Regions from separate parts of the Homo sapiens genome. Here regions 2, 3, 4 and 5 are each linked to region 1. Evidence: chromatin loops called from intact Hi-C (ENCODE). Cell type or tissue: heart left ventricle. All regions are shown on one strand.

Region 1 (5,000 bases):
TGGCCATTTGATCTCATAAAGCCTTATTTTCTACCTGCATCTCATTCCAATTAGCCACAGGTGAAGTTTTAGAAATTGTAATATCACTGTATGCCAGCTATGGCCCAGCAGTGGAGACCCTATTGTAGATAGAAGACAAATCCAACATTCCATCCTAAAGGTCTACTTTTTAGGACAATTTGTGGTAGCAACTGTCCCTCCATTCAGTTGCTACCACAGTTGCTGTCCTCCAGAACAGGAACAACTGTCCCTGTTCCTTAGGAGACAGAGTATTAAGCAATAATGCTGCTTGCTAATACTTTATTGAGGGATAAAATCCTAGGGCAACAGACACAAGGCAAAAAGTGAAGCAGGGCAGGAGGGAAGCTAATAGAAAGTTGTGCATTTTTGTGAGATAGGGTCTTGTGATGTTGCCCAGGCTGTTCTTGAACTCCTGGGCTCAAGGGATCCTCCTGCCTCAGTCTCCCAAGTAGCTAGGACTATAGATGTGTGCCACCAGGTTGTACATTATTGAGCTGGTCATATCCTCAGAAGTAAAAACAGCCAGTTGCTCAGTTGCACCTGCTGGACATCTGCCGACAGGCCAAATGGAACCACTGCACTCCATATGCTGGGTCCCTTCCACCTCTTGTCCTTCACTGGTCAAAATGTGTCCCAAGCTTTAACTCCCCTGTATTTCTGAGTAGATGTATCTGGCCCCTGTAGGCAGACCTCATGTGGCCGTGGTGTGGGTTACCAACTGATTGAAAAGGGTGAGAAGAGCCATGTTCTCTCTAGGCCGCTCATGGCATAAGAGGCCTGTGACAGAGCCTGGTCTTCACCCTAAGGGAGGTCACAGGGGCGTCAGCAGGATGTGGGGCCAGGTTGCAGGGAGCTGAAGGCCCATGGGACGTAACCAACTCATCATTCTGCTGGAGGCTATATGATCAAACAGCAAACTGTTTATCATGAATGCAGGATGAGGGCAAACTCACAAGGCCCTGCCACCAAAAGGTTTGCTGAGGGACATCACTCCTTGGTGCCGGGCTCCTCGAAGTTATCTATTGGGAAATCTAGCACCTATTGTTCAAAGGATGCAGCCTCACAAGCCTGCTGTGAACCAATTGACAATTACTGGACAATCACACCCCCTCCCCTTTCTCACTATCTCTTTTGCCTAATAAATATGGAGAGCTGTGTAAAACTCAGGGCCCTTGTCCAGTAGAGGCAAGGCGCCCCCTGACCCCTTCTTCCAAATACACTCTTTTATCTCTTGTCTTTTATTCCCACGTTCGCCCCGCTTTGTTCAGTCCCCCTAGGTCCGTGCAGGCTACAAGTGGCACACTGAACAGTGACAGAATCGGGCAATCTACACCAGGTGACCCTCGAGAGGTGCATAGATTAGGTCCACTACAGCAATATTGAAGACCAGATTAGACAATGCAGGTTTTCCAATGCACAAAACTTACCTAAGTTCTCCCAACGTCGTGAGCCTCTAGTTGGGGGTTAGTATTTCTGAACCCCCAGTGAGCCGCTGTGTGATTCTGGCTCAGGCACAAAGGTCTCTGAACTGTTCACACAGGGCAATTACACTTACATCAAAGAGTTGTGAGACCTGAATTAAAATGCGGTGTAAATAACATTTGTAAGTGGCAATGAGCTCCATGTGTAAACATCAGGAGCTGTTGTCAAATGTAAAGATTGTGCTGAGCAAAATACCACGACTTGTTTTAGCCGGACAGGCATTAAAATATCCAGTGTTATTTTGACCTCAGCTGACCAATAGCTGCTCCATTTCTCCAAACTGTAGATGAGTCACCTAGGAAGTCCCTACCCCTTCATCTTCTTGCCATCCTCCCTCCATCCTATCCCACCCCCAGTGAGATATCCTCTTGTTCCCTTTTCTACCCAGCATCCAGAGTTCTGTCTGGCCCCCAGCAGGTGCCCATGGAGGCTACATATGGAATGAAGGAATGAAGGATTGAATAAATGTCTCCATTTCTTTGCACAAAGAGTTACCAATGCTTGAGATGTTCCCCTACTCCCAGGAAGTCACCCTCTCCTGGGAGCCTTTACTCAACCCGCCCTCCATTCCTGTCTTCCCCTTTCTCGGGGCAGCTGTGTGTGACATGCCAGTGCACAGTGGAATGGTTGGTTTTATCCATCTCCCTGACAGGCCCCTGAATTCTTAGGGGGGAAGGAACAAGGTCTCATTCACATTTGTCCCTGCATCTTGCTGGTTGAGGTGCAATCTGCAGCCTCGGGGCGGCGCTCTGGCATGAAGGAGGCCGCTAAGACGTTGTTCTGAAAGCTGGCTTGCAAGGTAGTTTATACTCTGCAAACCAGCGTTTATAGTGTGTGTTTACATGAGTGGCTTAAGGGTGTCCAAATACCGGGAAAAGGTGCTCAGTAAATGTTTCTTCCATGCATGCACTGTAGTATCTGACCCTCAGCTCTGTGTCTTAAGCCCCTGGTTCTCTCATCCAACCTAAAAATAGGATTGTCCAGGCCTTGAGGGCCTTCTGGAAGGCGCCCCCATCAGTCAAAGCGCTTGCAAAGTGCTTCCACCACAAGAGCAGAGAGGCCGCGCCATGCCTGTGATGCTGCTAGGCACAGCTTGTCTGAAAGAGATGCAACCAGGCTACCTCCCGAAGAACCGACTTGTTGATAATCTTGCCTCAAACAGAGGAGTTTGCAGATGGTTGAGGAAGAGCAGTGGTAGAAATGTTCTCCCCAGGGCCGTCACAACTCCTTCCCAGCCGCAGCCTAGTGTTGCAAGAGAGTTTCTGCTGCTGGGACTACAAAGGAGAGGACAAGGCCCATGGCCGGGAGAGGGGCGGCCTGCACCTTTCAGCCCCGGCGCCCGGGAGAGCCTGCGGGGAGTGCGGCGGGGAGAGTCCTCAAGGATGGAGCGCAAAAAAGGGTCTCAAGTCAGTCCTCGCCACCTTTCCGCAGCCTCGGGAGAGGCTTGGGGGAAGCGCAGGCAAGGGCCAAAACCCCATGGAAGTGGGAATCCTCGGCCTCCAGGGTGAATAAATAATTAAGCGCCCAATACACAATAGCCTCGCTAGATGGAGACGAGGAATCACTGCAGCGGCGCTGGCGGCGGCGGCGGGGGGAGCGCAACCCCGGGCGGGAGGCGGGAGAGGCTCTGGCTCGGCTCACGTCTGTTTTCCTTTTTCGTGGATTATTTATTTCGCCTCCACCCACGGCTTTGCTGCCCCAGCGGGAGCTCCCTGCCGGCGCCTCCCGCCGCTGCCTCTCGCGGGCCAGCGTGAGGGTAGTAGAGAGCTCGGGCACCCCAGTGCCCCGGGCAGCCGCGCGGCGCCACCAGGAAAGGCGGGGAGCCAACGCGGGCCCGGGGAGGGCTCGCGCGGCCGGCTCCAGGCGGCGTGGAGGAGACTTTCCCCGCCCTCTGCCTCCGCCTCGGCGGCCAGCCCTGGCCCTGGGAGCGGGGTGCCGCCCCTCCCGCCCCGCGCGCGGCTAGGCGCAGTCCGGAGCCACCGCGCCCTGCGCCCCGTGCGAGGACGCCGCTCCTGGTCCTCTGCTCAGCGGCCCGGGAGGCCCAACCGGCGCGCAAACTTTTGCTCCAGCGCCGGGCGCTCCTCCCCGGCATGTGAAGCCCCCGGGCGCCCGCGCAGCCGCCAAGGTGAGGACGGAGGCCCCGCCTAGAGGGCGGGGGACTGGGGAGGCGGCTGGCTTTAAATGGGGGCTGTCCGGCTGCTGGGAAACAGAGCTGCCGCGGGGGGAACGCGGACCTCTTTTCCCCGAGCCCAGGGTCGGCTGGGGCCGCCGCCAGGCAAGGTAGCGTGAGGCGTTGGAAGGGTGCGGGCGGAGATGGAGGCGTGGGGGAACCCACGCCCGGGAGCGGGAGATCGGGGCTGGGCGGAGGCGTGCAAAGGGGCAGCGCACGGAGGTGCCTATGTTGCAGTGTGCGCAATGAGGCCGGCTGGGCAGTGTGGGTGCAGGCAGCGTGAGATTTCTTGGGGCCGTGCATGCAGGGTCAGCGAGGGTGCAGGCAGGAGTCGGTGGGTGTGCACGGGGATCAGTGTGTGTGCACGGCTGTTTCTGTGGTTGTGCGCGCAGGTGAGTAGTGCCCGCCGGGTTTGAAGTGTGCTCACAGTGAGAGTGAGTTGTATGGGGGTTAATGGGGCGCAGTAAGTGTGCTTGGCTGTTTCTGGAGGTGTCCATGGGGCCAAGGTATGCACGCAGTATTCTGGAGCTGTGCGCGGAGCTAAAGTGTACACGCGGGGCTCTGGGGATGTGCGTAAGAAGAGTGTGAATTCTGGGACTGACGAAGAGTCAGTGAAGGTGTAAGCTGGAGTGTAAGTGCAGGCTTGGTTTACTAGGGTGCCCCTGGGTGCGGGGCGTGCCCGTCCGACCCGGGCTGGGAGGTATATTGGTGCGCGGCGGCGGAAGTGCCTGCGCGGTGTCCGCCTGACCCTAGCCTTGCTCTCCTGACAGTTCGCCCCAGGAGCGGGCGCCGCTGGCCGAGATGCTCCTCCGGGACTTGGTGCTGCGCCGTGGCTGCTGCTGGTCCTCGCTGCTGCTGCACTGCGCGCTCCACCCGCTCTGGGGCTTCGTGCAGGTGAGACGCGCCGGCTGCGCACTGGCTGGGAGGGCCTCCTGGGTAAGGGGCGAGCTGTCCCTTCCCTCCTGAGACCCTGGCCTCTTGCAGCCACCCCACTGATTGGTTCTCGGAAGAGCTTGGGAAAAGAAAAGCTGCTACGGTCCCCTATACCCTACCCCTGAAAAGATAAGAAACTCCAAAGAGAGGCTTCGATTGTGGCCTAAATCCTGCAGGACCGGGCTGGCCTTGGAATGGAAAGGGGCTCAGAGAATACCTTCCAATGATAACATTCTAGGGCAGAAATTCAGCAAAGAAACAAACTTACAAAGAAAAATGATCCCAAGGATATATATTATTTCTTTCTCACCAGAACCACTGATGAACTTCAAATTAGCTTTCTTAAACTGGTTTTCAACACGGAAGGCAGCCGTGTTTCTTATAGGTATCAGAG
Region 2 (5,000 bases), 100 kb before region 1:
CAAATTTATTCTCTCCCAGTTTTGAAAGCCAGAAGACCAAAATCAAGGTGTGAGCAGGGCCAAGCTCTCTCCGGAGGCTCTAGAGGAAAATTTTTCCTTGCCTCTCTTCTAGCCTCTGATGGTTGCCAGCAATTCTCTGCCTTCCTTGGCTTAGAGCTGCAGTGACTCCACTCTCTGCCTGCATCCAGACATAGTCTGTGTCTTTGTATCCAAATTTCTTTCCTTTCTCTTGTAAAGAACGTAAGGCCCACCCTAATCCTTTATGACCTCACCTTAACTTCATTGCATTTATTTTCAAGTAAAGTCACATTCACGGTACTGGCATTAGGGCTTCAGCTTATCTTTCTAGGGGACACAATTCAACCCCCTACACAAGTCTCACTCCAGTGTACCTGCCCTCTCCACCCCGCAGTACGTGTGCCAAGCTGGAAGCACACCCTTGCTAGAGATCCCCGCCTGCCACAGCTGGATAGCCCACTGCTGCTACCTGAATCTAGGTAGTGAGCCCCTTGTCCCTGGAGGTATGCAGGCAAATCCAGGTTTGGCAGCAGCTCAATTAAAGTGGCTTAATTCACATTCATTAATAAACATTTAATGAGCACCACTGGGCTAGGTACCAAGAACAGAGAGGCGGTGATTGTAACCCCAAGAGAAGAACAGATAATTGGCTCATAATATGATAGCGGAAGCAGATGAGCACTAAAGGAGAACGCAGGCCAGAGGCGGAGCAGCTGGGAGGCGGAGCAGCTGGGAGGCGGAGCAGCTCAGAGGTGGGCCTGGGTGGCAGCAGGCATGTTCTCCACCCAGGGCCATGAGGGAAGGACAAGAGAGGAGGCAGCCCCATGAGGAGGGGAGGGGGAGGGGAGGAGAGTGGGAGAATGCAGTATGTAGGGAGCAGTGAAAATAGAGCTCAGAACAGATTAAGAGGACAAAGCAAGTTGAAAATGATAGGGCATGATAGAAACAAAGCACAAAATGACACCTCGTGTTTTCTCTGGATTCATACTTGTGTGTAAATGTGCTTACAATGGGCTCCAAGGGCAGCCACAGCCTGAGAGCAGTGGTTTTCTCGGGCTCACGAGAATAAAGTGTGTGGACAAAGGGGATTCTAATTGTGTTGTAGAACTCTAATTTTTAAAAGAGAATAGATGTATATGCTATTTGTCTCATTTCTTTAATTTGCACATAGCAAAATGACTACCAGCAAAGACACCAAAATAGCAGCGGCAAATTCTGGGTGGTGGGAATCAGTGGCGGTGGTTGGTTCCCTTTACTTTTCTGATCGTTTGACTTCCTTAAAATGTGCATGTATCCTGTTTAATAATAAAGAAGAGAGTGGTTTTTCCTTAAAAAATGTCTAGAAGTGAAAATGCCACATATAAGTATATATTAATGTCTCATATTAACAGTGGTTAATTCAGAGCAGTGGAGATATGGGGTGTTGTCATTTTCCTTTTAGGATTTTTCTGCATTTGTCAAATTTCCCAAAATGAAAAGGAGGCAAAGGCTGGGCTGGAGCCCAGAAGAGCCCAGCATTTGGGGGAGGGTGGAGCCCAGAGCAGTCCCCCAGCCTTTGCTTTTCTGGTCTGGATGGTGCCACTGTCCAGTGAGTTTTTGGTAAAAAGGAGGGGAAGGGAGAGGAGGGGATGATTGAGGGGAAGGAAGGGGACACGAGAGCGTTTCCTTGAGAGTGAGGAGAGAAAGAGGAGAGAGAGAAAGGCGCGCATCCCCGAGGTGAGCTCTGGGTCTCCTGTCTCCCAGCCTGGGAGGGGAAAGGGGCTGGTCTCTGGGCCTTGCTGATGGGAGGGGAAGGGCTGGTCTCTGGGCCTTGCTCATGGGAGGGGAAAGGGGCTGGTCTCTGGGCCTTGCTGATGAGAGGGGAAAGGGCTGGTCTCTGGGCCTTGCTCATGGGAGGGGAAAGGGCTGGTCTCTGGGCCTTGCTGATGGGAGGGGAAGGGCTGGTCTCTGGGACTTTGCTGAGCACCGGCCATCCCTTGTCCCAGGATACAGCCCTGCACATCTTTTTCCTGCTCAAGAATTTCAGAAAGAAGAAGAAAAAGCCCATTTGCACTCATATGTTTACCTCACTCCAGGGAATTCTCTGGAATGGAGAAAGGCATTTGTTTGCAGTGAAAAACAGCAGAAGAAGAAAAGCCCCGTCAGCTGGAAAGTGTCTGAGCCACAGTGAAGGGCTCCTTCCCTGCGGCCGCCGCACCGGTTATTAACACAGAGGTAATGACATTAGGCGGCGTGATTAAGTCAGCAGCCCTGGGCCTGCCACCCCTTCTCCCGGAGTTACAGCCTCATTTTTCAATTATGCTTTCATTTGAACATCTTTGAAAAACGCCTGGCGAGCACGAGAGTCCAAGAGGAGAACTGGGCTCATTTCAGCCCGTCTTTTTTCTTTCCCCAGGAGGTGGGGTAGCACATTTCCAAGCTCAAGGTGTGCAGGACCCCTCCCCAAATCCCGAAACTCGGACTTGAACAAGAATTTGCTGTGTTGAATTGTCATCAGTTGTCCCTACTCATGCCATAGAAGACTTTCAGAGCCAAGCAGGCTCCCCAGAGATTAAATCCAGCCTCTTCACCAGCAGACGGGAAACAGGTCCAGAAGAGCCCCAACTTGCCTGGAGCCCAGCCAGGCCGGACTCGGAGACTTTAGATTTCTAAACCTGAATCAAAAGGAGCCAGCTCCTCAAATGGGCATTGGTGCCTCTGTGCAGTTGTTCAGTCATCATAACAAGCAGAGTGGCCTTTGCCTCCCGTGCAGAATAGGGGTCCACAACAGGCCTGTTGTTGCTTCCTGGGTACCTGCCTGCAGTTCCCAGAGTAGCCACCAGGTGGCCCAGGCCTTGCCGACTCTGGCTTCATAATCCAAACAGCCCGGCTCAACTTCCAGGGCCTGCAACATAATGGAGAGAACTCAGAGTCCGCTCCCCACCTCCCCCGTCTGCTCCCCGCTGTAAATTTAGTCCGTGCAATAGTGAACATTCAGGTCTTCAAATTTCAGGGGTGCAGGAGCAGAAACGCAGGGGTACTGGGGAGAGAGGCTCGGGTGTGTCTTTTCAGATGCCACATAGCCTAACTGTGCTGCCTCTAGCAAGACCCCCATCTCTGAGCCTCCCTTACCTGTGAACAGGTGTATCCATAGCCACTTGCTCTGCCGCAGAGTTATGCAATGATGGACGTGAAGCCTTGTGGGAATGGCGACCCAAAAGTTCCCAAATGCCAGAATGCCAGATCCCAACTCCCCTGGATTTTTTTTTTTTTTTTGAGACAGTGTCTTACTCTGTTGCCCAGGCTGAAGTACAGTGATGCAATGCAATCATGGCTCACTGCAGCCTTGACCTCTGGGGTTCAAGTGATCCTCCCACCTCAGCCTCCCGAGTAGCTAGGACCACAGGCAAACGCCACCACACCCAGCTAGTTTTTACATTTTTTGTAGAGATGGGATCTCTCTATGTTGCCCAGGATTGTCTTGAACTCCTAGATTCAAGCAATCCCCCTGCCTCGGACTCCCAAGGTGCTGAGATTACAGGAGTAAGCCACCATGCCCAGCCCGCTGTGAGCTTGTTAACAAGCACAGCTCTGGGCCCATCCCTCCAGAGTCAGAAACAGAAGGTCTAGAGTGAGCGGGTCCCTGAGCGGGCCTCTCCCTCCCTCTGCCATCCCAAGGGGAGAAGCCATGGGGACCCTTGGCCCTAGCGCAGTGCTATCCCCACCCCACCACAACTGCCTCCACCAAAAGAGCAGAAGGAACGTCACCAGGATGCCTCACACACCGGGGCTAACAGCCCAGCAGGAGGCTGACATGCAATCAGTTACAACCCTGCCTGGAAAGTGGTGGCGGAACAGTGGGGTGTGGCACCCCCCAGGGGGCTGCAATCCACCGTGAGTTTCCCAGCAAAGCAGGTGTGCCCGGGCACTGCTCCAAGACTGACGTCCATGATTCACTCTACAAATCAAAGTGGAAGTCAGGTTATTCCTATACATACATCAGCCTTACTGACATGACAGGCTTCCTAGAATGTTCTAGGTGAGGAGTTAGAGCAACCATGCCAAAAACCCGGCCCAGCCCATGGACATGTGTCCTCCTGTGACTGCCTTGGGACGGTGGAAAAGGTTGAGATTCTTGGCGCTTCAGGTATTAAAATCGCCCAGGGTGTTTTTGGGAATGCCTTTTGGAGAAGGGGGCATTTGAACTGAGTGTTTCGGGGTAAAGAGCAGGTGAAGGAGAGGAGAGGGGGCTCTGGGAAATGTGAGCAGAGTGTGGAAGGGACAGAGCCTGCAAAAGCTTGATGAGAATGACACACATTTGGATATAGCTGGAGAGAGGGGAGCAGTGACGAGCGACGGGGTGAGAGAGTTCAGCATGGCCTGGCCCTAGACCTGAACAAGCCTCTTAAGCCACGCAGAGGTTTGGATTTCTCATAGAAACCCACAAGGGTCTTTGAAGGCTTTTCAACTCCACAAGGGCAGAGACTGGGGACACAGAGGCCAGACAGTGACCATTACTATCCCCTGGGTGAAGCCCAGGGGCCGGGGCAGAGGAAGAGGGAGTAGAAGTGGAAGGCAATGCCAGGTGACTATGGTATTCAGGATTCAGGATCCGTGGGACACAGGTTCACATCAGGAGCAGATGGGCCACGGGTCATATGGCAACCAGGCTGGCTGGAAAGGCTGGGGTACCAGGAGGAACGGGGGAGGGGGAAGCCTGCAGGACAGCAAAGGCGTCAGGGCGTGAGAGGCTCTGACGGCTTGTGCGGGGGTGACTGGAGCTTCCAGACGGCCCTTAGAAGAGGAATCCGGAGCAGCAGGAAGGAGAATGAACTGGCAAGAGGAGCCGGAGAAATGTTAGGATGTTGGTATTGGGGAAAGTTTCCTCAGCAAGGGCATGCAGAATGGATGGAAGAGGAGGGGTGCAGAGGTGGACAGGCGGCCAGGAGTGTGGGGTGACAGGTGGCCCCAGTGTGAGTGAGACCACAGCCAGCTCATGGAAA
Region 3 (5,000 bases), 53 kb after region 1:
TATTCAAGATAGTCAGAACTGGAAACAACCTAGGTGTTGGTCATCAGGTGAACGGATAAACAAATTGTGGCCAGGCACAGTGGCTCATGCCTGTAATCCCAGCACTTTGGGAGACCGAGGTGGGCAGATCACCTGAGGTCAGGAGTTCGAGACCAGCCTGACCAACATGGAGAAACCCCGTCTCTACTAAAAATACAAAATTAGCTGGGCATGGTGGCGCATATCTGTAATCCCAGCTACTTGGGAGGCTGAGGCAGGAGAATCACTTGAACCGAGGAGGCAGAGGTTGTGGTGAGCTGAGATCGTGCCACTGCACTCCAGCCTGGGCAACAAGAGCGAAACTCCGTCTCAAAAAAAAAAAAGAAAGAAAAAACAACAACAAATTGTGATATGTTCATATAAAGAAATACTATTCAGCAACAAAGGAAGGAGCTGCTGAAATACACAGTAACATGGATGAATCTCAGAAACGCTATGCTAAATAAAGGAACAAAAAAAATACACACTGCATGATTCCATGTATGTGAATGTCAAAACCAAGCAAATCTAATCAGTGATTTTAGAAATCAGAATAGTGGTTGCCCCAGGGTGGGACTGATTAGAAAGAGGCACGGGGACACTTTCTGGGCTGTTGGAAATATTCTGTGTCATGCTGAAGGTGCGGCTTCCACTGGTGCATGCATTTGTCAAAGCTCAGAGGATGGTACTTTTAAGATGGGGGGTGCATTTCACTAGATGTAGATTACACTTTGATAAAAATCATAATAATGAAGCCATCCATATTACCCTTTGGGAAGTCATCCCCTGGTTCCCCACTTACTGTTGCACCCCTCAAAGTATCTATCATAGAGTGGACACCAAGTCTGGGGTGTATTTCTGATTCTTTTGCATATATTCACGTCTTGGAGACCTGTCCAAAGTTAATACTGTCTCTCTGTCCATCCATCCATCCGTCCATCCCTTCCTTCCTCCCTCATCATCCCCTTTCCTCTTTGTTTCTCTTTTCCCTCTCACTTCCTTCCTTTCTCCCTCCCATTCCTTTTGCAATTCTGGGCACTCCTTTCCAGTTGTGTCTGAGTCTTCCCAGAAGCCCTGGGATGAGGCTGTGTGATGTCTTTGCTTTTCTCAGAGGAAAGCGAACCGGCCTCACTGACACAAGTCCTTCAGGTCCACCCCAAGACAGCCTGTGCCAAGGGAGGGAGGACAGGTTCACCCCAAGGACTCCACGGATTGAGTGACTAAGAGAGGGCCCTGGAGCACCAGTGTCCGGTGCCTTGTCAGTGACACTTTTCCAAATTTTGACCACCCCCGTGCAAACTGAGACAGCGGCAAATACCCACCCCACGGGCTGAATCCAAGAAGGGAGAAAGTCTGCGTCTTGCAAGAAATTAGCTCAAGAAACGGACATTGGCAGTCCTCCCTTTCTTTCCTTCCTCCCTCAGCATCCCCTGTGAGCCCCGCTCCCCACCCCCGCCTGCAGAGGAACCAGATTTAGTGCCTCAGCTGAGAGAATGAGATGCTCTGTTATTTTTTATGGGGAATTAGACCTGACCCTGCTGTCAGTTAGCTCATGCCGAGGGAGGATGGATGGCCTGGGGCGTGGCGCTCAGCCCCTGCTCTGAGCACGCCGGGGCAGGGATGGAGGCGCTCAGAGGCCAGCCTGGCTGGGGGCCAGCCATGATGTCACCTGCCGCAGGGTGGGGGCAGGGATGGCCGGAAAGGTCAGGGAGCCTTCAGCCAGGTGATGGATGCCAGTGGCCTCCCTGTGCCTCTGTTGGTGTCACCCATAATGGTCCCACCAGTGACCTCCCCACGCCTCTGTTAGTGTCACCCATGATGGTCCCACCAGTGACCTCCCCATGCCTCTGTTGGTGTCACCCATAATGGTCCCACCAGTGACCTCCCCACGCCTCTGTTGGTGTCACCCATGATGGTCCCACCAGTGACCTCCCCACGCCTCTGTTGGTGTCACCCATGATGGTCCCACCTCTGTCACTGGCCATGACCAGCTCATCCAGGTGACACTCAGGCTGCTCCTGTCTTTTTCAGCTCCCAACTCTACCTCTTGCCCCACTGAGGAAAGCTGGTGGTCGGGGCTGGTGATCATCATTGCCGTATGCTGTGCCTCCCTGGTGTTTCTGACTGTGCTTGTCATCATTTGCTACAAAGCCATAAAAAGGTGAGTGCTCACTCACTGCACCCAGCTTCAAGCCGAAGGGAACCCCAGCTGGGCTTGGGGCTCCTACACACATCCCGTATCATTATTTTAAATTATAAAAGTTGTTAAGCATATAAGAAGCAGAAAGAATATACAGTGACCTTCCATCTACCCTCACCCCGATTCAACAGTTCATCAAGATTTTGCTGTATTTGCTATATCTATTTTATTTTTCCTTTGATCTTTTTCATTGCCGAAATATTTTAAAGTTGATCTCAGAAATAATGTCTCTGTCACTTTAGAGAGTTTGATTCCACAAGCAATTGATTAGCACCAATTATATGTCAGGCCCAGTGCAACGTGAAAAATACAAAAATGTTGCAAAACACCAAAGAGTCATAGGAGTTGTTAACAATATAATATTTCTAAGGAAGTTTTTAAAACATTTCCTGACTCCCAAAATTAGAGGGCCACATTAAGAACATTCCTAACATCTAAAATATTTAAGTTTACTCTTTAAGTTGGTTGTTCTATGTGATTTCACTTTAGTAATTCAAAAGCAGAAAGTAAAATATCAAGGTAAAAGTCTTAAAACAAGTCAGGCACACAGGATGGGGGGCCACAGAAAGCCAATAGACCAGGAGCGTCCTGGTAACGGGGCACAGGAGGGAGGACACCTGGCGGCAGGGCCCGGGCATGGCGGCTCCATGCAGGACAGGCCATGTCCTGGGCATCTGCCACCCAGCCGAGAACCCAAACTCAGAGCCCCCTCTGCCCAAAATGCACATGCTGCAGGGCAGTCTCCAAAAACACTGATAAATAACACAGGCATAACTGTAATCAGCAATACCTCAGCCGGGCACTGGGTTCTCCTCACCAACGTTCTCTTAGTTCATCTCCACCTACATTTTCCCAGTCAGCTCCATTTTGCAGAGGAGGTTGAGGTTCTAAGGAGTTGGAGAGCTGCCCAGGGTGGCACAACTGGTGAGCAATGGAGTCAGAAATTGAACCCAGAACAAAAATACTCCAAAGCCCAGCCCTGACTACACACCGTGTTTCAGGGTTATTGACGAGTTCGACTCCAGTGTTGGGCTAAGAACAGACCTCGGTATTCCTGCCTGCCCTTCCTCAGGGATGTGGGAGAGGGGACACTCGGGGTTTGGTGAGGTCCGTCTGTGCTTCTTTGAGGCCAGAAGGACATACAGACAGAAAGGCCCAATGCTCTAAGACCCTGTAACTCTGGGTAGCGGCTTAGTCTTGAAAACCAAGGTGGGGCCAGGTGTGGTGGCTCACGCCTGTAATCCCGGCATTTTGGGAGGTGGAGGCGGGTGGATCACCTGAGGTCAGGAGTTTGAGACCAGCCTGACCCACATGGTGAAACCCCGTCTCTACTAAAAATACAAAATTAGCAGGTCATGGTGGCACACGCCTATAATCCCAGCCTCAGGAGGCTGAGGCAGGAGAATCTCTTGAACCTGGGAGGCGGAGGTTGCAGTGCGCTGAGAGCACACCACTGCACTCCAGACTGGGCGACAGAGCGAGACTCCATCTCAAAAAAAAAAAAAAAAAGGAAGAAAGAAAACCAAAGTGGATGGTTGGAGTCTCCCAGGGGACATAGCTAATCCAATTCCCACGTGTTTTGTAGGCACCTTCTTTGTGCCAGGCTTGGTGGGCATACAAAGAGGTAAGACAGAGGCTGTGCCTACAGGCTGCTCCATGAGGCTGTGCGAGGTTTGCTGGCAGCCCGCTGTGGCTGCCCGGAGGAGTCACGGTGCATTCTGATCTGGACCATAAAGCATTTGAGCTGAGGGCCTGCTGGAATGGGAGGAGGGTTTTAAGCAGCGGAGCAGAGGAGGCATTCTAGGTCAAGGCACCTGTGAGGGGAGCAGCCGGACACCAGGAAGCCCCTGCGACGCAGGAGATGAGGCTGGGAAGCCGTGAGCCTGACTGGGGAGGCCTTTGTCACCAGGCTGAGTGGTGACTTTGCCCGTGACTAGACACTAGGAAGTACTGAAGATTAGCTTCGGTAGCTGCTTTTTGGGGGAAGAGTGTGCGCCACCAGGCCATGGCTGCCAGTCTCCTTGCAGACACGCCCCACTTCCCCTGGGAGAGGCTCAACATGAATAATCTGTTTAATATAAACTCGTGTTCTTACAAAAGACACCTGAGCCACTTCTGCCTCCCTCCCTGCCCCAAACCTCCCCTGAAGAAATGTGCTACCTGCTTCTACCGGAGGAGGGAAAGAGAACAAACTCACATTAATAGCTCACTAGGGCAGTGCTGCTCAGCGGTAGCCTGCTGGGCTTTGTCTCAGGTGGGCTGGGGGCTCCCAGGAAGGGTGTGAGGGGCGTCATCTCAGAGCAGCTATAGAGGGGCCTCCTGTCTGTCCTCTTCCACTTTCTCTGAGCTCTTGGCTCCTGGGTCTGTTAGCACCCTGGAAAAAACAGAACTCATCCCAGATGGCTCAGTGGACCAGACTTCAGATAGTGGGCTTCTTCCAGGGGCAGGGGCGGGGCTCCACCAGGGCGTGGGCGGGGCTTCTTCTAGAGGCATGGGCGGGGATCCTTATGTGGTGTGGGCGGGGCTTCTTCCAGGGGTGTGGGTGGTGCTCCTCTGGGGCATGGATGGGGCTTCTTCCAGCGGGTGGCGAGGATTATTCCAGCGCTTTGGGCAGGCCCAGAGAGCAAGTGGGGCAGGTGAGGCACTCAGGGACTTGCAGAGTGGGGGCGGTTAGCACCTCTAGGAAGACAGGCAAGCGGGAAACTAGTGCCGTGGGAACCTCGTGAGAGACTCGCACTTAGGAGAAGGGCCGCCTAGCAGGAGTTGCGGTTGGAACTGTCAG
Region 4 (5,000 bases), 130 kb after region 1:
GGGAACCACTGGTTCTATTTAATCTGCTCGACACTCATCGGAGTTGATGTGACATTTACACTACTTTAAACCAGAGGCTGAAAACTGGCTGCTCATCAGGCCCCCATAGTGATTTAAAAACCAGAAAATGTTCTCTTGGGAAAAAAAAGGAAGACAGACAACCAGAAGCCTGCGCTCCCACAGAACAACAATTGGCAGGCGTGAGTAGCCACTGACCTCATAGAAGGACTGGCACATTCTAGTTCCTAAGGGTCTCAATTCTCCTTATTATCTTTTCTCCTTTATTAACCCTGTAGGCAGGGTCCCTATGGGCAGGTTGATTGTCACAAATTAGGCACGCCACTTGTTTACAGCTGGCAACACTTGCCACTCTTCTGTGCCCAAGTTAAATCTTCTGACAGTCACATCGGCACACAGGCATTTAAATTTGCCATACCTCAGCCGGGCGCTTTGGCTCACGCCTGTAATCCCAGCACTTTGGGAGGCCGAGGCAGGAGGACCACAAGGTCAGGAGATTAAGACCATCCTGGCTAACATGGTGAAACCCCGTCTCTACTAAAAATACAAAAAATTAGCTGGGCATGGTGGTGGGCGCCTGTAGTCCCAGCTACTCAGGAAGCTGAGGCAGGAGAATGGCGTGAACCCAGGAGGCGGAGCTTGCAGTGAGCCGAGATTGTGCCACTGCACTCCAGCCTGGGTGACAGAGCGAGACTCTGTCTCAAAAAAAAAAAAAAAAAATTTGCCATACCTCATCCCATCCCTTCTCTTAGCCTGTGCGGCTCTTTAGCAGTGAAGCCCTGATTGGTTCTCGGGTCCTAGGAGGTTCCATGTGCTTAAAATTTGTGCACTCAGTTTCCTGTGTGTTGATGTACAGTAGCTATACACATACACAGTTTCAAAGTACTAACCCTTCTTGCTTGGATTTATTCAGCTACTCCACATCTGTGGGCAAACGAGGATCATAGAATATAAGAGGTGGTAAAGATCCCTCCTCTATACTCCTGCTTCTTACAGTAACTCAAAGCTCAAAGCAGCACACGCTGAGCTAAGGGTCCCTGCATTATCCCTTACAGACCTATTAGTAGTATCTGCCCATTTGGAAAAATGTATTAGCATAGGTTGTTGATCTTTATCAAGTATCTTATGTTACATAATACTCATTTCAGAAGTGGAGCTACTAATAGGTAACCTGATCCTTTTGTTTTTCTGTCTATGGGAAATGCACTTTATTTTTATTTTATCTTATATTTTTGAAACAAGATCTCACTCTGTTGCCCAGGCTGGAGTGCAGTGGCACAAATATGGCTCATTACAACCTCGACTTCCCAGGCTCAAGCAATCTTCCCACCTCAGCCTCCCAAGTAGCTGGGACAAAAGGTACATGCCATTACGCCTGGCTAATTTTTAAAATACTTTCTATTTGTTTATTTATTTTTGAGACAGAGTCTCTCTCTGTCATCCAGGCTAGAGTGCAGTGGTGCGATCATGGCTCACTGCAGTCTCAACCTCCTGGGCTCAAACAATGAGCACACCTCAGCCTCCCAAGTAGCTGGGACTACAGGTGCATGCCACCTTGCCCAGCTAATTTTTTTTAAGAGACAGAGTCTCACTATATTGCCTAGCCTATGTTTTTTTTTTTTAATCTTTCGTAGAGACGAGGTCTCGCCATGCTCCCCAGACTGCTCTCAAACTCCTGGGTTCAAGCGATCCCCCTACCTCTGCCTCTCAAAGTGTTGGGATTACAGGCATGAGCCGCTATGCCCTGCCTGATTCATTTTGTTGCCAGTTAAATGCTTCTGTAATCTGCATAGAGAAAGCACAAAAAACCTCATGGAACAGGTCAGGTTCAAAGCCAGCAACACCACTGCCAGCCACCACTCTGCCCCCTACTCTAGAGACATGAATGCCTTCAACTCACCCCTGCTGCAGAAGGGCAAGAAGAGTCTGCTAGTGAAATGAGCACTGGACTGTGAGTCAGAAAACCTCAGTTCTAATCCTCACATTGCCACCACTGTGTTGTTTCCAGAAGCTATACCATCTCTCTGAATTTGCAGAATTCATTTAGAAAACAGAGGCATTGGAAGGGATGATCTTTATAGGTTTCTTCCAGCTTTAACAGTATTGGCTTCTTATTTGCATTTACTGAGCTCATGTTGTCAATGATCCTTGGGCCACCAGATTTCCAGGTAGGTAATTGTGTGTGTATTCTTGGGAGATGGTATGGTGTAGGGGGTAACAGTCAAGCAGAAACATCATCATTCACAAACACAGCAATTACTTCCCTTTAGATAATTCTCTAAAATGGAAACTTTACATTATATGTCTGAGCTGCTTTTGGACAAAACTATTTACTTACTTATTTAATATCTACGGGAGAAAAACTGCCGGATAAACACAGTCTACTCATGTCTTCCTGGCTGTTTTTTTGTTTTTTTTTTTTTTTTTCAAATCAACTGGAAACATGCATATTCATAGTCAGTGAGCAAAATGCTCACTCCACATTCCTGTCATTCTCTAAGAGAAGACAGAACAACCCAAATAAGCATCCTCACTCCATGGCTGACGGAGTTTCCTCATTAACCTTTGCGATACATTAAATCACCCAAGACTCTGCTGCTTGTAAATAAACGGTCTGAAAATGGTAAGAAATTAATTGAAAATGAAACCTTCGGCTCAGCTTACCTTCAGAGGTAAAACACAAGGCAGCTTGGCAAAAAATGTCTGAAACTGGTTGCTAATTGTGGTCCAGAGGCTACTAGGAGAATCCATAGGCAAAGCTTCCATGAAGGTTGCAATGTTTTCCAAACAGCGAATCATAGCACCCCCTGCTGGTAAATTCTTTTTGTTATTTAGACCCTAAAAACACAAAAGCATAGGCCATCAACTGCTGAAACAGCACGGGAATGCATAGCGCTATTTGGTAAATGTCAGTTTAAAAGTCACATCTTCAGGCTATAAACGTGTTCAGTGCCTACTACATAGGCCAATCCCTGTGATAGACTGGAAGGATAACGAGAAAATCGTTCAGACAAACTTAAGGGGGAAAATTGATGAGAGGTGAAAAGTGAGCAAGAAATAGGAAACAGCTTCCAAGGGTCTACAATTGGTGTGGTTAGGTGCTAAGAAAACAATGAATGATGCTCACTGTAAATAATCCCCAGCACAAAGACTGAGCATAGAGTTACAGGAGCTGCAGCTTTTTTTCTAGCAGTGAGCATCTCCCGCAAGCAAACCCCAAGAGCTGACCTGCAGCAGTGCTGAGACTTGAACCCAAGTCTCTTGATCCAACGCCCATAGCTCCACCCACCACTCTGCCCTTGGAAAACCAAGTTGTTCTGTGGAAGCAAGGTCACGACTTAGCTGAGGGTATGGAGAAGTTTTCAATGAAGAGTAAATCCACGCAAAGCCGCAATGTCCAACTGACACTATTCTATGCAATTCTATTTCTTAATTAACTTTTTAAAATTTAAATTATGTTAATTTTTAAAATTTAAATTATGTTAATTTTTAAAATTTAAATTATTTAAATTTTAGCATTTTCTATTATTTTTCTTTTGAGTTGGGGGTCTCGCTCCGTTGCGAGTGTAATGTAGCCATTGGAGTGTAATGTAGCCATTACAACTTGGAGTGTAATGTAGCCATCACAGCTCACTGCAGCCCCCAACTCCTGAGTTCAAGTGATCCTTCCCCCTCAGTCTCCTGAGTAGCTGGGACTACAGGCATGTGTCACCATGCCAGCTAATTTCTTTTATTTTTATTTTGTAGAGATGGGGGTCTTGCTATGTTGCACAGGCTAGTCTTGAACTCCTGGCCTCGAGCAATCCTCCTGCCTCAGTCTCCCAAAGTGCTGGGATTATAGGCATGAGCCACTGCACTCAGCCCTTAGCTTTAAATTTAATATATATTTTTTAATTTTAAAATTTTAGATTTCATTTTTAAATTAAATAACATTGCAATCCTTCCTCAGCAGTATCCTATGGTGTGACTCAAAGAAACACAGCCCACAGTTGTGCTGGGGCTTAGAGTTTCGGCTGGGGCTTAGGGTGTCATTAAAGGAAACCCACCTCTAGGAGCTGACTGAGAGCTGCGATGGAGCTCAGCTCATTGAAGTCCATCAGAGACGAGGCTAAGGTCCGTAAAAAAGTCCCATCTGGAAAGTCAACGATCGGATTTAGTGTTTGGGTGTCTGGGATGAGGCAAATTTGTGGTGCCTGGATCCTCAGTGGATGAATTACCTTTGATCGTGCTTTGGAACAGCTGCGGGAAGATGCCGTTGGGGGCCAACTGATGGAAGATGCAGCGCAGGAACTGCTTGGCCACCCCCGCCGCATTGCCGGGAACCATCATGCTGGAGTTGAACAGGGGAGAAAAGACACGAAGTCATGGGCCAGTGAGCAGGTGTTCAGATATTTACTTAGAGTTCAGACATTTGCACACCATGCCTCTGATGGGATAGCTCACTGTCATGTTCATCAGTGAAATGAAATATTCTACTCAAACCTAATCCCTGTTAACAAGAAGTTTTTAGAAAGAGAGAACCATGAAATGCCAGTGTAGTCTCAGACGTATTCCAGGTCCCACAATGGACTCAGGAAGGTTATGAGATCCTGAGAGAAGAGGTCACATACAAAGGTCACATGCTCACAGAATGACAGTCAAGACTGGAGCCCTGGATGAGGATTACCAGGAAAATCCTCCCAGGAAAGTGTCACTGGCTAAGACAGAGTTGCTCTGAGGAAAAAAAAATTCATATATATATATATATATGCAGTGAGAGAGATGTTCATTCTCATTAGGAGATGTGGGAAGTTTTCTTTGGGCATCTGAGCTGACACTTGTAAAAAGGCTGGACTTTGACAGGTGCAATTTGACCTTCACCCTTCATGTGCACCTCTGCACATCAAAAGTAGGGCCAAATTTATGAGGCCCTGCCCCTTAGACTAAGGTACCAGAAAGGATGCTTCTTGATGTAGTTAGGGGGTAAGTTACCAGAAGGAAAA
Region 5 (5,000 bases), 120 kb after region 1:
GCTGATATTCTTTATCAGTGTGTTTTATCTGGTTTTCTTGATCAGTCTTGCCAACGGTTTGTCTATTTTATTAGTCTAGTCAAAGAGCCACCTTTCTGTTGTATTGATCTTCCATTGTATCTATGTTTTCCTTCCTTCTTTCCTTCCTTCCCTCCTTCTCTCCCTCCTTTGTTCCTTCCTTTGTCCTTCCTTCCTTCCCTCCTTCTCTCCCTCTCCTTCATTCCTTCCTTTCTTCCTTTCCTTCTTCTCTCTCTCCTTCCTTCCTTCTTTCTTTTTTTCAAAGAAGAAGAAAGGGTCTTGCTCTGTCACCTAGCCTAGAGTGCAGTTGGTGCAATCATAGCTTGTGGCAGCCTCAAACTCCTGGGTTTAAGCAATCCTCCCACCTCAGCCTCCAGAGCAGCTAGGACTACAGGTGCATGCTATCACACTGGCTAATTGTTTTATTTTTCTGTAGAGACAGGGTCTTGTTATGTTGCCCAGGCTGGTATATCTGTTTTTTATTTCATTAATTTCTGCTATTATCTTTACTGCTTCCTTTCTTTAATTAATTAATTGCCTACTATCTGTTCCATGTTTTAAAATCTTCCACATTTTTAAATCTGTTCTAAAATTGGTTGATTCAGGATTCTTTATATGACCGTTGCATCCACTTTGCTCACTGTTATTGTTTGAATCTACTATATGTTTTATCTGCTTGATCTATCCATAACTGAAAGAGAAAATCTCCCTGTATAACTGTGAATTTATCAATTTATCTTTGTAAGCCTATTATATTTTGTTTTATATATTTGGAGGCTATATTATTAGCTCTGTGTAATTTTTGAATTGTCACATTATCCTGGTGAGTTGCTCCTCTTATCAATATATTGTGACTTTCTTTGTAATAATGCTTTTCAACTTAAAGTCAGTTGACTAACTTCAGCTTTCTTTTTATTAGTATTAGTCTGGTATATCTTTTTCAACCTTTTTCTTTTAAATTTTCTTGCTGTCTTTAGACATGTTTTAGATGTAGATTAATTTTTAAAAGTCAATCTGACAATCCCTAGTGAGTCTAGTAAACTTATATTTATTGTGATTCTGTCATCCTACGTGTGCTTATTACAGCTTGTTCTATGCTTCTCTTTTTGTCTTGATTGAATTTTTATTCTTGTTTTATTCTATGTTTGGAACTTATAAATTCTATTTCTGGCCTTTGGAGTTTACATTTACAATGTCTACCTGTATTCTTAAGAGTTCAAAGTTATTCATTATCTCTGTCCTTCTTGTAGATAATATATAGAATGCTTTAACTCCAGTCTCCAACCACACACACACACACACACACAAACACACACCCCTTACAGAGTACTATTTTCTAGTATTCTATTGTCATTTTGTTTTTATGCCTATCTGACTAACATTATTATTATTACTGCTTTGTATTATCAATGGTCACTTAGATTTTCACACTGTACCAATTTCTGAGCATCATTCCTTCACACATTTCACTCCTTCCTTCTTGGTTCACTTTCCTTCTTACATCTTTTAGTAGTTGTTTCAGTAAGAATCTATTAGAAGCCTTCTTATTTTCCTGATATAATATCTATTTATCCTTCATTCTTGAAGGATAGCTTAGCTGGTAGAGAATTCCAAGTAGATAGTTCTTTTTTCTTATCATTTTAAAGACTTTTTTTTTCAATTATCTTCTGGCTTCTATTGTGCTGTTGAGAAGTGTATTGTCTGTCTTCAGAGTGTCTTTTCCCTTGGTTTTTCTGAAAATATTTTCTTTGTCTTGACTGTTTTGACAAGTTATACCTACTCATGTACATTATGACATGAGCAGGTAAAACTTTAGTTTATTTATAATACTTTCAGGGCTCATTGTGCTTCCTGAATCAGAAAATTAAATATTTCCATCAACTCTAGAATTGATAAAAAGCCTATTTTCCTTATCTGAAATATTTATTAGATATCTGTTAGAATTTCTCTTTATATTCATCTCTTTATCTCTCTCTTCTGAATTCTAGGTAATTTCTTCTCATCTATTTTCCATTTCACCAATTCTCTCTTTGGCTATGTCTAATTTACTATTTAATCTATCCATTAAGTTTTTTATATCAGTGATTGTTTTTCATTTCTAGAATTTCTACTTTGTTTAAATCTGTCTGGTTTATTTTCTTTTTTTTTTGAAATGACTAAATCTATTATATTATTTTATTTATTTTTCATATGCTTATCATTTAAAGTATAGTCATTTAGATTTATATTTTTATTATATTTTATAATATTTATATATACATTCTTCATATGCATATCATTTAAAGTATAGTCACTTATATATTGTCATTTTTAATGATATGTATATCATTTATAGTCTTTATCACAGTTTTAATATTGAAAGTTCTTGTGGGAAATGATCTTGCTACTTGTTGACTTTCCTAATCTATCACAAGGTGGGTTGTATCTTCATTTGCTTTGTAATTTTAGATTATGAGCTCATGTTCATTAGGATTTTAACTATAGGAATCCTGCTGGGCCTAGGTTGGAGATATATTCCTCCAGAGAGGGTTGAGGCTTGTTTTGATCTTGCTTCTGCCAGATATTCCAAGGTTATTACTTACTAAGCACTAATGTTATTTGACTCTTCAACTTGGGAGTTCCAAGAGCATGCAGATATTATAAATTCAAACTCTAAACCTGATCCAAGATAGGCCCATGTTTACTAATTTTCAAGGGAGACTATAAATCTTTCTCCCAGTTCCCAAACTGAGACAGATACCATTCTTTGTCACCTCTATATAAGAATGTATTCTTTCCAAACCACCCTTTTACCAAGTGAATAGGCTTTCAAGGGTTCTGACCTTTTGCTAGGGATAACTCAGATCAAACTCCCTGCCTGGATAATCCCAAGACTTCATCTCTTTTCTTTGTATGGGCTTTAAAACTCTAGCCACTAAGTTACCAAGACAAGCAACAGCCCCACCACAGGGCTACTTATATGCTTACCACTCTGATTGTCAATCCCGCTTCATTTTTGCCCCTTTCATTCTATAAAATTAGCTCTACATTAAAAATCACCTTTATTACATTTCATCCAGTGTTCCTAGTATTTTAAGTGGGGTGGTTTTCAGGGTATCTAGACTACCAGTTTGCTAGAAAGTGAAGTCTCCAAAGTTCTTACCTTTCTATGCCTTTTCTTTTGATTATATAAGGGAGACAGCTCAATTAGCTACTGCTATTTTTAAACGATTTCTTATAGTTTCTCATTATCTGTGAGGAAGGTAGGAACACCATCAACTAAAGCTTTCTACAAGTAATCATCATCTTGTATTAGAATGAGAAAGGGTAGATGATAATGGGAAGTAAAAGGCCACTAAAGTTATGAGGGATTATGAGGAGATATCCTGTGTAATGAATATTTTGAATTGAAAACCAATAATATCTTGAATCCAAATGCTAGAAGGTCCCCTGTAATCAATATCTACAGTGTACAACATAGAAAGTATAAACTTATTATGATTCTTCCCCCAAAAAAGGTATAATTTAAACAAATTAAACATAAACACAATGAAGAAATCAAATGGTTTCTAGAAATAGAAAATCTTTTTGGTGCTGTGTCTTATAGATCTACATTTTTAAGTGAAAAAGAAGAAGAAGTTATCTTTCAAGAAGTTTCTAAAAGAAGAAAAAAATGCTGACCATCATGGTAGTTAGAAAACATATTGCTCCAGGCAGGGTAATAAATAGTTTCTAATCAGAAAAACAAAGATTACCATGGAACATTTAACATGACAGAATGGACCCAAGTTGGTAAGAAAGGGGACAAGAATGCTTTAAATAGAATGAAAGCCTCAGTATAAAATTAGATTTTTATGAGGAAAATAAAGGGCTTATAGAAATGGACAACATGAATAAGAAACATTCTGAATGTTCAAGAGAGAACAACAGAAACAGAGACCCATTGAAAACAAGCTTGGAAAATTAGGAAATTGAAAGGGTAACATTTGCACATTGTTCTTAAGGACAGAAATGCTCCCATTTTGCCCTGCCTTCTGATTTTCCATTAGGACAGCATCTACCAGCTCCAACAAGGCTGCTACTGCCACTGGGCCAGCAGTACTTTTCCACTTTCTCAGTAGTGGGCCAGGGGTTCTACAGATAATGCAATAGAGAAACCATTATTAAGGCAAGATGACAAAAGATGAGATAAGATTCCAATCTCAGAGGCCAAGAACCCAGACCTGGAGAGACAGACAAATGATGAGAATTAAGGAGCTCTTCAAAGGCTTTTACAAATGACAGCTGATATTTTTCTACTTTGGGTATAAAAATGATATGTAGAGATGCCTTGCCCCACTAATCATGGGATGATGAACTTGAAAAGGACCTTAAGAGGTCATGTCAACCATTAGCTCTTTTCATTAAAAATACCACTTCTGTTCTAACCACATGACCCTCAGTTCTCTGAATCTGCATATGTGCATATTTTAGACATTGTATGTGTGTTTGTGTGTGTGTGTGTGTGTGTGTGTGTTTAAAGTGTTTCCTTACCATGGTATTTATTAGACCTCAGTAGAATTACTCATTTTTAACTATATGGAAGCAACTGAGCTAAAAGGGACTTGACACTGATTCAAAAGAATATATTTCTGCCAGTTTTCAGTTTCACAGGAACACACATATGGAAGCTTGCTTACCTTAGTGAAAGCTCGGTAACATAAGCCACACAGCTCCACCAGGTAGGCCAGAGTGAAGACGGCATTCTGAATTACAAAGCTGAGCAGTTTTGAAAATGGTTCCAACAAACTCTGCAATGAGATTGGGGCCAAATAAAGTCAATTGCTGATTACTTCATTTCAAAAAAAGTATTAAAATCTTATGATACTTTAACTAATGGAATCACTTTTTTTTAATTGAAAACTCTGTTGCCCAGTGGCTCCTGTAGCAACCCCATTGGTCTAATAAAAACAGAACTGCACCTTCAGTCAAGGGCTCAAAGAGCAGGACCAAATCATTTCACT

What was found. Peaks named below come from ENCODE experiments on the same cell type or tissue, not always from the same donor. Only the 100,000 strongest peaks of a DNase experiment are listed, where the experiment ranks them.
Region 2: a loop joins it to region 1, with 4 times the contacts of the local background. A loop is called at or near these places in 32 of 110 quality-filtered maps.
Region 3: a loop joins it to region 1, with 12 times the contacts of the local background. A loop is called at or near these places in 26 of 110 quality-filtered maps.
Region 4: a loop joins it to region 1, with 12 times the contacts of the local background. A loop is called at or near these places in 62 of 110 quality-filtered maps.
Region 5: it touches region 1 in a loop (2.4-fold over the local background); 62 of 110 quality-filtered maps call a loop at or near these places.

The regions. Positions count from the first base shown.
Region 1 is chr14:93,787,193-93,792,192 of GRCh38, reverse strand. It overlaps PRIMA1 (proline rich membrane anchor 1), which reads left to right and starts at 3,708. Exons shown (of 5, transcript NM_178013.4): 1 at 3,708-3,783; 2 at 4,444-4,567. The coding sequence starts at 4,475. RefSeq lists enhancers at 2,205-2,916, 2,917-3,630, 3,631-4,342. In heart left ventricle, a CTCF peak has its summit at 3,040; DNase peaks (open chromatin) are centred at 3,032, 3,482, 3,552 and 4,497; H3K4me3 peaks cover 1,976 bases; H3K27ac peaks cover 383 bases; H3K27me3 peaks cover 1,340 bases.
Region 2 is chr14:93,890,967-93,895,966 of GRCh38, reverse strand. No RefSeq gene overlaps it. Among named protein-coding and RNA genes, the nearest start is that of FAM181A-AS1, 33 kb to the left of the region's middle. RefSeq lists enhancers at 1,668-2,441, 2,442-3,216, 4,252-5,000. In heart left ventricle, CTCF peaks have their summits at 2,617 and 2,820 (motif pointing right); a DNase peak (open chromatin) is centred at 2,836; H3K4me3 peaks cover 371 bases; H3K27me3 peaks cover 512 bases.
Region 3 is chr14:93,734,420-93,739,419 of GRCh38, reverse strand. PRIMA1 (proline rich membrane anchor 1) reads left to right here. Exons shown (of 5, transcript NM_178013.4): 4 at 2,050-2,179. Among named protein-coding and RNA genes, the nearest start is that of PRIMA1, 52 kb to the left of the region's middle. In heart left ventricle, a CTCF peak has its summit at 2,826; a DNase peak (open chromatin) is centred at 2,852.
Region 4 is chr14:93,653,090-93,658,089 of GRCh38, reverse strand. It overlaps UNC79 (unc-79 subunit of NALCN channel complex), which reads right to left. Exons shown (of 52, transcript NM_001395159.1): 39 at 4,236-4,348; 40 at 4,065-4,150; 41 at 2,683-2,856. Among named protein-coding and RNA genes, the nearest start is that of PRIMA1, 130 kb to the left of the region's middle. In heart left ventricle, CTCF peaks have their summits at 2,624 and 2,828 (motif pointing left); no DNase peak of the experiment used is centred here; H3K27me3 peaks cover 431 bases.
Region 5 is chr14:93,662,391-93,667,390 of GRCh38, reverse strand. It overlaps UNC79 (unc-79 subunit of NALCN channel complex), which reads right to left. Exons shown (of 52, transcript NM_001395159.1): 43 at 4,677-4,787. Among named protein-coding and RNA genes, the nearest start is that of PRIMA1, 120 kb to the left of the region's middle. In heart left ventricle, no CTCF peak of the experiment used is centred here; no DNase peak of the experiment used is centred here.